Regions from separate parts of the Homo sapiens genome. Here region 2 is linked to region 1. A link is an interaction called in ENCODE POLR2A ChIA-PET data of the cell type or tissue named here. Cell type or tissue: PC-9. All regions are shown on one strand. Each heading gives the region's core, and the rest is flanking DNA. Links, peaks and the distances in the headings are about the cores only. Region 1 overlaps MTMR3 (myotubularin related protein 3). Region 2 overlaps HORMAD2 (HORMA domain containing 2).

Region 1 (5,379 bases), core at 1-5,000:
AGCCTAAATAAAAAAGCGAGACCTAACTATGTGCTAATCACAAGAAATGCATTGCAAATATATACACAGACTAAAAGTAAAAGGATGGGAAAAAATTATGCAAATACTGTGGTAATAAAGCTACAAGAGTTATATTCATGTTAAAGTAGCCTGGGGGATGGCAAATATTATCAAAATAAAGTGGGACAAGTCATTATAAAAGAATGAATTTACTGAGAAGACATAACAATCCTAAATATGTATGTACCTAAAAACAGAACTTCAAAATATATGAGACAGAACTGGTAGAACCAAATATTTGTCTTTTCAAAGACACAAAACATTCACCACAATAGACCATATGCCTTACCACAAAACAAATCTCAAATTCTGAAATCCTGAAAAAGACTGAAATCCTATAGAGTATGTTCTCTGACCACAATGGAATTAAATTAGTAACAGTAAAATATCTACAGGAAGTTAAACATCAAACTTTTATAATTCATAGGCCAAAAAAGACATTAAAAGAGAAATTAGAAAATATTCAAACTGAATAGTAGTACACAATATGTCATTTTGTGAGCTGCAACTGAAGCACTGCTCAGAGGAAAACTCAGATATTCACAGTATATACAAAAAGGCAACCCTACACTTACTTCTCTCAGTATTAATTTGAAGTGTTTCACAGACCCAAATGTCAAACAAAGCTATAAACTTCCAGAATAAAATTTAAGAAAATATTAGTGACCTTAGGTTTAGAGACAATTCCTTAGATAGGCTTTTAAAAAGATCATTAACTCAAAAAGAAAAAAAAAATAACTGACTACATAAAGATTAAGTTTTTGCTCTCTGAAAGACACTGTTAAGAATGAAAAGGCAAGCCACAAATTACAAGAACATATTTGCAAAACATGTAATTTACAAAACCTGTTATGAAGGACTCATATTCAGAATACATTATGAACTCACAATAAACAAAAAACAACCTATTTTAATGAGCAAAAGATTTGAACAGACACTTCACCAAAGACATATAAATGGCAAATAAGCACATGAAAAGATAATCATCATTAGTCATCTGGAAATTACAAACTAAAACCATGATGATGTATTGCTACAGACCCACTAGAATGACTTAAGTTAGTAAGAATGACAATACCAAGCATCAACAAGGATTTGGAGCCCTGGAATTCTCATGCATTGCCAGTGGGAATGCAAAATAGGCCGTTACTTTAAAAACTATAAACACACTTACCCTACAATCCTGCAATTTCTACTCCTGGATTTTTAACCAAGAGAAATGAAAATATATGTCCACACAAAGATCTATGTTGCAAATATTCAGAGGAGATTTATTCGTAATAGCCAAAAACTGGGCCGGGCGTGGTGGCTCATGCCTGTAATCCCAGCACTTTGGGAGGTTGAGGTGGGCGGATCACGAGCTCAAGAGATCAGACCAACCCGGCTAACAAGGTGAAACTCCGTCTCTACTAAAAATACAAAAAATTAGCCGAGTGCGGTGGCATGAGCCTGTAGTCCCAGCTCCTCAGCAGGCTGAGGCAGGAGAATAGCTTTAACCCAGGAGGCGGAGGTTGCAGTTAGCCGAGATCTCGCCACCGCACTCCAGCCTGGGCGACAGAGCGAGACTCCGTCTCAAATAAATAAATAAATAAACCCAAAACCTGGAAAAAAAAAAAACCCCAATATCCATTAACTAGTAAATAAAGGAATTGTGGAATATCCATACAATGGACTACTACTTAGCAATTAAATGGAACAACTACTGCTTTTAACAATATGAATGATTCTCAAAGCATTATACTAAAATGAAAGAGGACAGGCACAAAATAGTATATCCTGTATGATTTCATTTATATTACATCCTAGAAAAAAGGCAAAATTTGTGCAAATTATACCTCTCTAAGGCTGATTTTTTAACCATGTGGCAGCAAAAAGAGTCAAAGGTATACATATGTGCTCTGGTTAAGACCAGTATTTTCCCTAAATCTTAGTTACAGAAGGCTCTGAGAAGTTAATGACTTGCCCCAAATTAGTAACCAGTGGAAACATGTTTTGGGATATAGATCACTTTACTGTAAATATAAACTTGGAATGTACGCTTTAGGAATGATTAAGAAGATCTGTATAACTAAGACCCTTTGTTTCTGTTTTTGTTTTGAGATGGGAGTCTCGCTGTTACCCAGGCTAGAGTGCAGTGGTGCAATCATGGCTCACTGCTGTCTTGATGTCCTGGGCTCAAGCAACTCTCCTACCTCAGCTTCCTGAGTAGCTGGGACTATAGGTGAGCACCACCACAGCTGGATAATAATTATTATTATTATTTTGTAGAGGGGGTCTTGCAATGTTGCCCAGGCTGGTCTCAAACTCCAGGCCTCACAAGTGATTCTCTCGCCTCGGCTTCCCAGAATGCTGGGATTACAGGTGTAAGCCACTGTGCCTGGCTGACTAAGACCCTTTCGATGGAGCTCCAGAACTATGTTTAACTCACAGTTAAGTATTAAAGGAAGTTTCAATTTACATAGGCAAGCCAGCTAAAACAGTTCAGGCCAAGAGTTGGATGATGTAGCACAGACATCTCAAATACTTAGCTTACCACAATCTTGGCCAATGGTCAAGTTTATTTTGGGACTGGAATATTTAAAAGTCCTTCATATTCTCTGCAGCTCCTACACATTGATCCTATTAAGGCCTTCCAATTCTGAATCTTTTAGGTACTCACCTTTCATTCTCACCTAATGCATTACCTCCAGGCAAATGGGGTGGTAAAGAAGAACTGGACTTTGAAAGGCAACATAATGACAACAGCTTATTAAAAAGCAAGACAAGGCCAGGTTTGGTGGCCCATGCCTGCAATCCTCCTAGCACTTTGGGAGGCTGACACAGGAGGATCGCTTGAGTTCTAGATAAGCCTGGGCAACATAGCGAGAACCCATCTCTACTAAAAATTTTAAAATTAGCCAGGCATGGTAGCGCACACCTGTAATCCCAGCTACTTGGGAGGCAGGAGGATCCTTTGAGCCCAGGAGTTTGAGGCAGCAGTGTGCTATGATCATGCCACTGCACTCCAGCCTGGGTGACAAAGCGAGACTTTGTCATTCATTTCTTCATTCATTCATTCATAAACATAAATAAATAATAAAAAGACAGGAAAACTGATCTTAATACCTAATTAGCCACATCAACTTTAACCTTAGCATAAAAAAAACAAATTAAGACTTTTCTTCATCTCTACCATCAACTCATTTTGCAGAAGTCTAACATTTAATCCACAAGTGGGCAATCCATGAAACCTAAAGCAATTACTACAAGTTCACTAATGCTTACTATACATACCTCACCTCTTCATTTCCTCTTGTCTGACTTTTCACCGAGTTTTTCTCCCCTCTCTTTCTGACCCTTTTATATGTTTATCATAGCTACTTTGTAAGAAAACAATAAAGAGGATATTTATGCCTAATCAGTGAAAAGTACTGACTTTATATCTTTGCTATTGTACTTATTATGGTGATAAGCTCTTTAAGGGAAACTTCTACACTGTATAGGCATAAATAATGGGAAAGGAATACTGATTAATTCTATACCCATTATGAACACTTTTCCCTCTAAGCCATTGAAAAATGGAAGATACTTTACTATTTTCACTCCACTGATCCTGAATATTATCTCATATATAAACTGAGTGTACCTATATATATTGTTTACCCTGAGATTAAAGTCCAAACTATTTTTTAAATACGTAGAAAGCCCACTGGAGAAATGGTCAGACTAACATTAAATATACTGGTCAAAATTCTCAGTTGTAAGTAAAAAAAAAAAAACCCAAATCAAGCTATTTTACACAAAATTAAAAAAAAATTTTTTGAGACACAGTCTCACTCTGTCACCCAGGCTGGACTGCAGTATCGTGATCATGGCTCACTGCAACCTTGACCTTCCAGACTCAAGGGACCCTCCCATGTCAGCATCCCAAGTAGTTGGGACCACAGGCGTGTGCTACCACACCTGGCTAATTTTTTTATTTTTTGTAGAGACAAGTCTCCCTACGTTGCCCAGGCTGGTCTCCAACTCCTGGGCTCAAGCAATCGTCTTGCCTCAGCCTCCCAAAGTGCTGTGATTACAGGTGCGAGCCACCACACCCAGCCCAAAAATCAGAATTTAATGGCTCACAGGATAATGAGATGCTGCGTAGAAACAAGGAAAAAAACTTCAGGACCAGGGCCTCAAAGGCACAGTGCCATGGGATCCATCTCTATCTCATGCTCCTCTTTACTTGTTTGGCCTCATTCTGGTTTCATTCTCTTCCACTGCAGACAGACCTCCTGCCTGGGGTAGGGCAGGAATGAAAGAATCTCAAAAACAAGAAATCCAGTGCATGTTCTATTCCTTTTACTAGTATAATTAAGTGTTGGACGCAGATCCCTAATGTTCAAAAAATATGATTTAAGGATACAACTTAGGAATTATCAATAATCCTACTAAACATAAAAGTTAAGAAAATCTAACCCCTGGCACTGAACCACTAACTTATAATTACAGAAAGTCCTGTCACACATGCTCTGGTTTCTCTTCATAATGAATAAATCTTTTTGCCTTTTACTAAAGATTTCCGTGGAGAGTTGAGGCCTTGCTTAGGCAGGGGTAAATATGAGAAAGAAAAAAAAAGTCTTAACAGGTTAAAAAAAAAAAAAAGGAAAAGAGGCATAAAAGTCAATTTAATGGGCTTATATATATGACAGTTTAGCAAGAAAGAGGGCAATCTCATTTTAAAAATTTACTCAATAACAGCACAAATTTGAAACTAAAGTGTGAGACTCCTACTTTTGGTTATCATATAGTCGCCACAGTAATGACTAAAATTCATGTAGCACTCACATAGCTAACTCTCCCTGAAGAAATGCTTCCTTTCTCAAGAGGTTTAAGTGGAAAGGAATATGAAATTTCTTAACACATCTATGTTCGAAATAACTTTGTTTCAGGAGTAATCACTCTGAAACAACTGAGTGTTAAATAAAAACCAGCAACCCCCAAATCTTTGCTGATCCATCACTTTAACTGATCAGTTTACTACCAACTACAGTATTTACCTTTCCAGTAACACTTCTAGTTCCATACAAACTGTTTTGTTCTACATAACTGCACTGGATTTGGATGTACACTCAGATTTTAAACGATGACCTACATTCAGTGGTGTGTGGGTACCTATAAAACACAGAAAAGGGCCCACTTTCTTTTTTTTTTTTGAGATGGAGTCTCGTTCTGTCACCCAGGCTGGAGTGCAGTGGCACAATCTCGGCTCACTGCAAGCTCCGCCTCCTGGGTTCACGCCATTCTCCTGCCTCAGCCTCCCGAGTAGCGAGTAGTGGGGACTACAGGCACCCA
Region 2 (5,384 bases), core at 177-5,176, 200 kb before region 1:
AGACAACCTAGTTTTTCTCCTCCATGCTAAAAATAAATTAGATGAAAGATACTATTATTACCATTTTAAAGCTGGAAAAACAAAATCACAGAGTCAAATATCTAACCAAACTAGGTAAACAACAGTGGAAACAGTTGAGAAACCATTCATTCATGTAACAAATATTGTATTGAATGTCTACTTTGTGCCAGTCACTGGAGTCACAGCGGTGAACAAGACAGAAAAGGTCCCTGTTTTTCTGGAATATACATACAATCCAGTAGGGGAAATAGTCAGTAAATAAGTAAACAAATGAAATAAGCTAATTCCGATAGTGTAAGTGCTGTGAACAAGAAGCAGATGCTGTGATAGAGAGGTACATGAAGGGGACAAGTGCTGCTTTGGTTTGGAAGGGCCAAGGAAGGCCTTGCTGAAGAGGTGAGGTTTGAACTGAGCCTCAAGGGTCAGTTATGTGCAGATCTTGGGGGTGGGGTGCCTCAGGCAGAGGGAACAGCAATGCAAAGGCTCTGAAGTGGGGAGGGATGCCTCTTCTAGGGTCAGAGAGGAGGCCCAGTGGCTGGAAACCAGTGAGCGAGGGGGAGAACCCAGGAAATGAGGTGATAAAGGAGACTATGGGGCCTTGTTGGCTATGGTAAGGGGTTTGGATTTCATTCTAAGTAAGCTAGAAGTCTACGGAAGAGTTTTAAGCAGGTGAGTGATTTGTATTTTTTAAACATCATCTTGGCTCCTTTAAAAGTGCAGAGGGGAAGAAATAAAAACCATGAGAGCAATTAAGAGTCTACTGCAGTAATTCAGGGAAGACTATAATGGCAATAGGAAAATTACAAAAATTAGAAAAGGAGCCCTGATCTCTGATATCAAGTCTTGTTTTTTCAGTCCTGCACTGAAAACTAGATGCTACTACTGCTATCTGCTCTCCTCACTGTTAAGAAAACTAGAAATAAAGAGGGACAAATTTCCTCATAAGAGATAGATTCCATTTAAAATAAAATGAATGTCTGGCTGGGCATGGTGGCTCACGCCCATAATCCCAGCATTTTGGGAGACCGAGGTCATTTTGGCAGATCACCTGAGGTCAGGAGTTCAAGACCAGCCTGGCCAATGTGGGAAAACCCTGTCTCTACTAAAAATACAAAAATTAGCCGGGCGTGGTGGTGTGCGCCTGTAATCCCAGCTACTCAGGAGGCTGAGGCAGGAGAATCGCTTGAACCCAGGAAGCAGAGGTTGCAGTGAGCCTAGACTGTTCCTCTGCACTCCAGCCTGGGTGACAGAGCGAGACTCCATCTCAAAAAATAGAATAGAATAGAAGGAAAGAAATAATAAAATAAACTGAAATATAAAAATAAATAAATAAAATAACTAAATTAAATTTTAAAAATAAATAAATAAAATAAACATCTAGTAGTTGAAGCAAATGTTTGGCCCAGATATGTCATACAGTATGTCCACAGAGCTGGAGAAGTACTAATGACAAGTAAACAGTATAAGCTCAAAACAGAACACAAAAAATGTCCTTTATTCATCTGGTTCAGTATTTGATCCTTGACAATGTGAAAATGAGGATGTCAGACTGATCAGAAAAAGTCTCAGTGTTTCTGTTACTTTAAGCCTCCCAGCTCTGCTGATCTTAAACCTTAACATGAAACTTAATTACAGGTGATCAGATCTTGGGAAAATTGGCTCATGATGCTTAAACTCTAAGGAGATTGATTTGTAATGGAGTTAATTTTAAAAGATAAAAGTATTTTCTGAATAAGACAGCCTACTTGAGAAATCAAATCAAGTTCAGAAAACTGCTTTGTAAATACAATAGGAGAGACAGATGAGATTAGAGGAGCCTATAGCAACAGGTTCACTCCAGATAGGCGAGATGAACAGAGTCCTCTCTTAGCCAATGCTGGGTGTAATTGCTCTGCCAAGCAAACAATGCTCATTCTTCCTGCCTGCCCATGTTTCTCAATCAACTCTAGCTTTTTAATGCTCTGAGTGATCTTTTGTTTTTTTAAATTGTAACAAGAGTAGGTTGTTTTAGTAGTTGATAATTTTATTTACACTTTATTATTTGATCCCTGAAGCAACTAATAAAAGAGTTATAGTTATAATTGTTTTACAGAAGATGCTAATCCTTAATTAACTTCAGTCTGACTCTGGCTTATCTAGGAAAGTATATTTACAGCAGGCACTATTCTTAACACCTCATATAACACTTTTCAGACTAATGTGTTGCCTAATAAAGATGAACCATTGAACTGCTCATCAGTGGTTTCTATGAATCATACTAAATATAGTCACATAGGCCAAAGCAGCAGCAACATATGCAGCCTCTCCTTCTCCCTCCACATTCCAACCCATTGGCAAGACTTTTCAGGTCTATCTCTAAAGCAAATTGCAAGTCCATCTGATGCTCATTCTCTGTTCTGCAGCCAAAAGTAGTTTTTGAAAATACAAATCAGACCATGTCACTCATTTTCTTAAAAACCCCCATTAGCTTCTCACCACCCTTAAAATAAAATCCAAAAGTTATCTTGATTTGCAAGGCCCTACCCATCTGTCCCCTGTCTGCCTCTCTAACCTTATCTCTGGCCACTTTCCCTTGCACTCAGCTAAGCTCCAGGCTCATGGCACCTTTTCTATGCTCAAACACCCAAGATTCCTTCCTGTCTTAGGGCCTTTGCACAGCTATATTCTGGAACATGTGGTCTCCGGTTAATGATAATAATAATATTCAGGCACTGCCCTAAATATTTCACAAGTTCATCTCCTTGTGTAGCCAACACTCTGAAGTAGACATTAGTCTCATTATTGATGTAGCTAGTAAGTGGTAGAACTGCGATTTGACGCCAATGCCTGTGATGTTAACTGTGGTGTTATTTGGCCTGTCACATGCCATTGCCCTTCACAGACTTGCATGGGCTGACTCCTTCTGGTTATTCATCTCAGCTCAAACAGTAGCCTCTCAGGGATGCCTCCTAGGAACTGCCCAATCTAACACAGCCATCCAATCCCTCCTTCTTCATTCTCCACTTCAGCACTCTCTAGTACATCACCTGTTTAAAAAATTTTCTTCATAGCACTATGTCTATCTGAAATTGTTTGTACTAATTTTTATTTATTTATTTATTGTTTATCCTACCTCATAAGAACGTAGGCTTCTAGAGAGCAGGGATCTTGCCTATCCCATTCACCCCTGTGTTTTTATACCTTGAACAGTGCTAGGCACATAAAAGGAACCCAATTAATATTTGCTGAATGAATAAATATTTGGCCAAGGTAGAGTTCATGCTTACTTAGGATTTCATCCTACAACGATTTTTTTCTAAAATAAAGTATCTAAAAGTATATTGTGGCTAGAAATGGACACTACTTATAGTTAAGTTTATGAGGCAATCTATTAAAGGTGAGTGTTGGCCAAGTGCAGTGGCTCACACCTGTAATCCCAGCATTTTGGGAGGCTGAGGCAAGGGGATCCTTTGAGACCAGCCGGGGCAACATAACCCCACATTTGCAAAAATTTTAAAAAATAACTGGGCATTGTGGCGAACAACTGCAGTCCCAGCTACTTGGGAAGCTGAGGTTGGAGGATCGCTTGGGCCTAGAAGGTCAAGGCTGCCATGAGCCAAGATCACACCACTGAACTCCAGCCTGGGTGATGGAGGGAGAGCCTGTCTCTTAAAAAAATAAAAAATAAAGAGTATTGATCACCTCCAATGGTAAACAGGCACAAAGGAATAGATAGTGAAACCATAAGATTTATGCCTTCACCATATTCATATATAATAATTCTATATGGTCTTATATGCATTAAGCTGTGTAAATCTTATTTACATTTTGGCTTACATGTTTTACTAATACTTGCTACTCATTTTGTAGTGTGTTCCTATAGAAAAGCTACACTATCACTCTTCACTACTTTAGTACTTAGTTTACTTAGATGCTTAGTTACTTTCGTTGGTCATCTCTTTCATGAGATGGAGCAACCAGAACAAAACTTATAGCACAGAAGTACCATAACTTTGTAGAATGCTGAAAACTCAGTTGGCCTTCTGAACTAGGGACACACACTTGTTTGATTTAAGCCAGAGGTTCTCAATTGTTATACCATGACATACTCTTCACAAGAGTGCTGCAAATTTTAATCCAACTGTCTAGTGTATTTTTGCTTCAGGCATATATAAACATTGTTATTGTTTGTGCAATTTTGTTTAGGAAAGGATATACTTCCAGGCATATAACTCAAGAAACATGGCACAATATGAGATGAATGCCAAAGACGATGTTTATGTTAGAATGTTGTTTTTGAGTACATAAGAGAATGAGATCAGGGAGCTAAATAGTTTTATCAGTGACTTGATGCTAAATAGCAATCATAAAATAATGTAACTTGTGGATGCTTTTTAGGCCCTATGAACATTGCTATACCACAGTAGTAGTTACATTGTAATTATTACTGATTTGTTTGGGCTCCTTTGAGTGTTTTAGTATTACCCAATATGCTACTGAATTTTTTAGTAATAAAAAGTATACCATGAACACGTAGAGGTTAGGCATCACTATCTACCCATAAGGGGAACACTCTGTAAACATTCAAAATATTTTTTCCTGGGTCATAAATGATAGCTCAAAACTTACCACATAACCAGCTTTTGTTTCCTAACTTCATTATTATATATGCCTGCATTTCTTCCCACTCTGTAATACTTTTTTTGTAATTAAACTCAACTTGCTTAGCATTTCACTACCCCCAAAAAACACTGGTTTCAAACTAGGAAGTTTTCATGCATAAGAAAACATGATAAATACTACACTAAGAAAATGATCAATTTAGTAACTATCAGAAGGTTTTATTTTGGGAAACTTCCCTTCAAACTTACAGTGTGGTGGGGAACCATTTTGAAATGAAACAATAGACAAAGAAATAAAAGATAGAACTAGTTTGGGCATTGAGGAATTGCTACCTACCGTATGTAAAAGTTTTCTTACCCCTTGCTTAAACAGCTACATGTCATCTTGCAAAGAAAGAATATTAAGAGCCAAAAATGCATAATTTAGTCTAGAATAGCACCAGTTAGGCTAAATATGTAGGCTTAGAGAAGGAAAATTGAAAGTAAAGAAAAAGGAAAGAAAGCTAGGAGAAAGACAAAGAGAGTAAAGTGAGAAGAGAACAGAAAGTTTCTCCCTCAATTTCTGTCCCACAGCCACATTCAAAGTGGCACAAGTAACTATTATGTGTCCAAGACTATGAGACAAGACTCTTGTCCTCAAGAATTCACAATCTGGGCCAGACATGCTGGGTCATGCCAGTAATCCCAGCACTTTGGGAGGAGGAGGCAGGAAGATCACTGAGGTTAGGAGTTCAAGACCAGCCTGGCCAACACGGTGAAACC

What was found. ChIA-PET counts read pairs that join two places held together with the same protein. Peaks named below come from ENCODE experiments on the same cell type or tissue, not always from the same donor. Only the 100,000 strongest peaks of a DNase experiment are listed, where the experiment ranks them.
Region 2: POLR2A ChIA-PET joins it to region 1 with 11 read pairs; 2 of 35 experiments call an interaction of 5 or more read pairs at or near these places.

The regions. Positions count from the first base shown.
Region 1 is chr22:29,910,025-29,915,403 of GRCh38, reverse strand. All of the region lies in intron 1 of MTMR3 (myotubularin related protein 3), which reads right to left. It also overlaps the pseudogene RNU5F-5P. Among named protein-coding and RNA genes, the nearest start is that of MTMR3, 30 kb to the right of the region's middle. RefSeq lists an enhancer at 1,839-2,821. In PC-9, for the core only: no CTCF peak of the experiment used is centred there; no DNase peak of the experiment used is centred there; H3K27ac peaks cover 1,014 bases.
Region 2 is chr22:30,113,430-30,118,813 of GRCh38, reverse strand. The region is part of intron 7 of HORMAD2 (HORMA domain containing 2); the gene reads right to left. Among named protein-coding and RNA genes, the nearest start is that of HORMAD2, 36 kb to the right of the region's middle. In PC-9, for the core only: no CTCF peak of the experiment used is centred there; DNase peaks (open chromatin) are centred at 1,933 and 2,263; H3K27ac peaks cover 3,997 bases.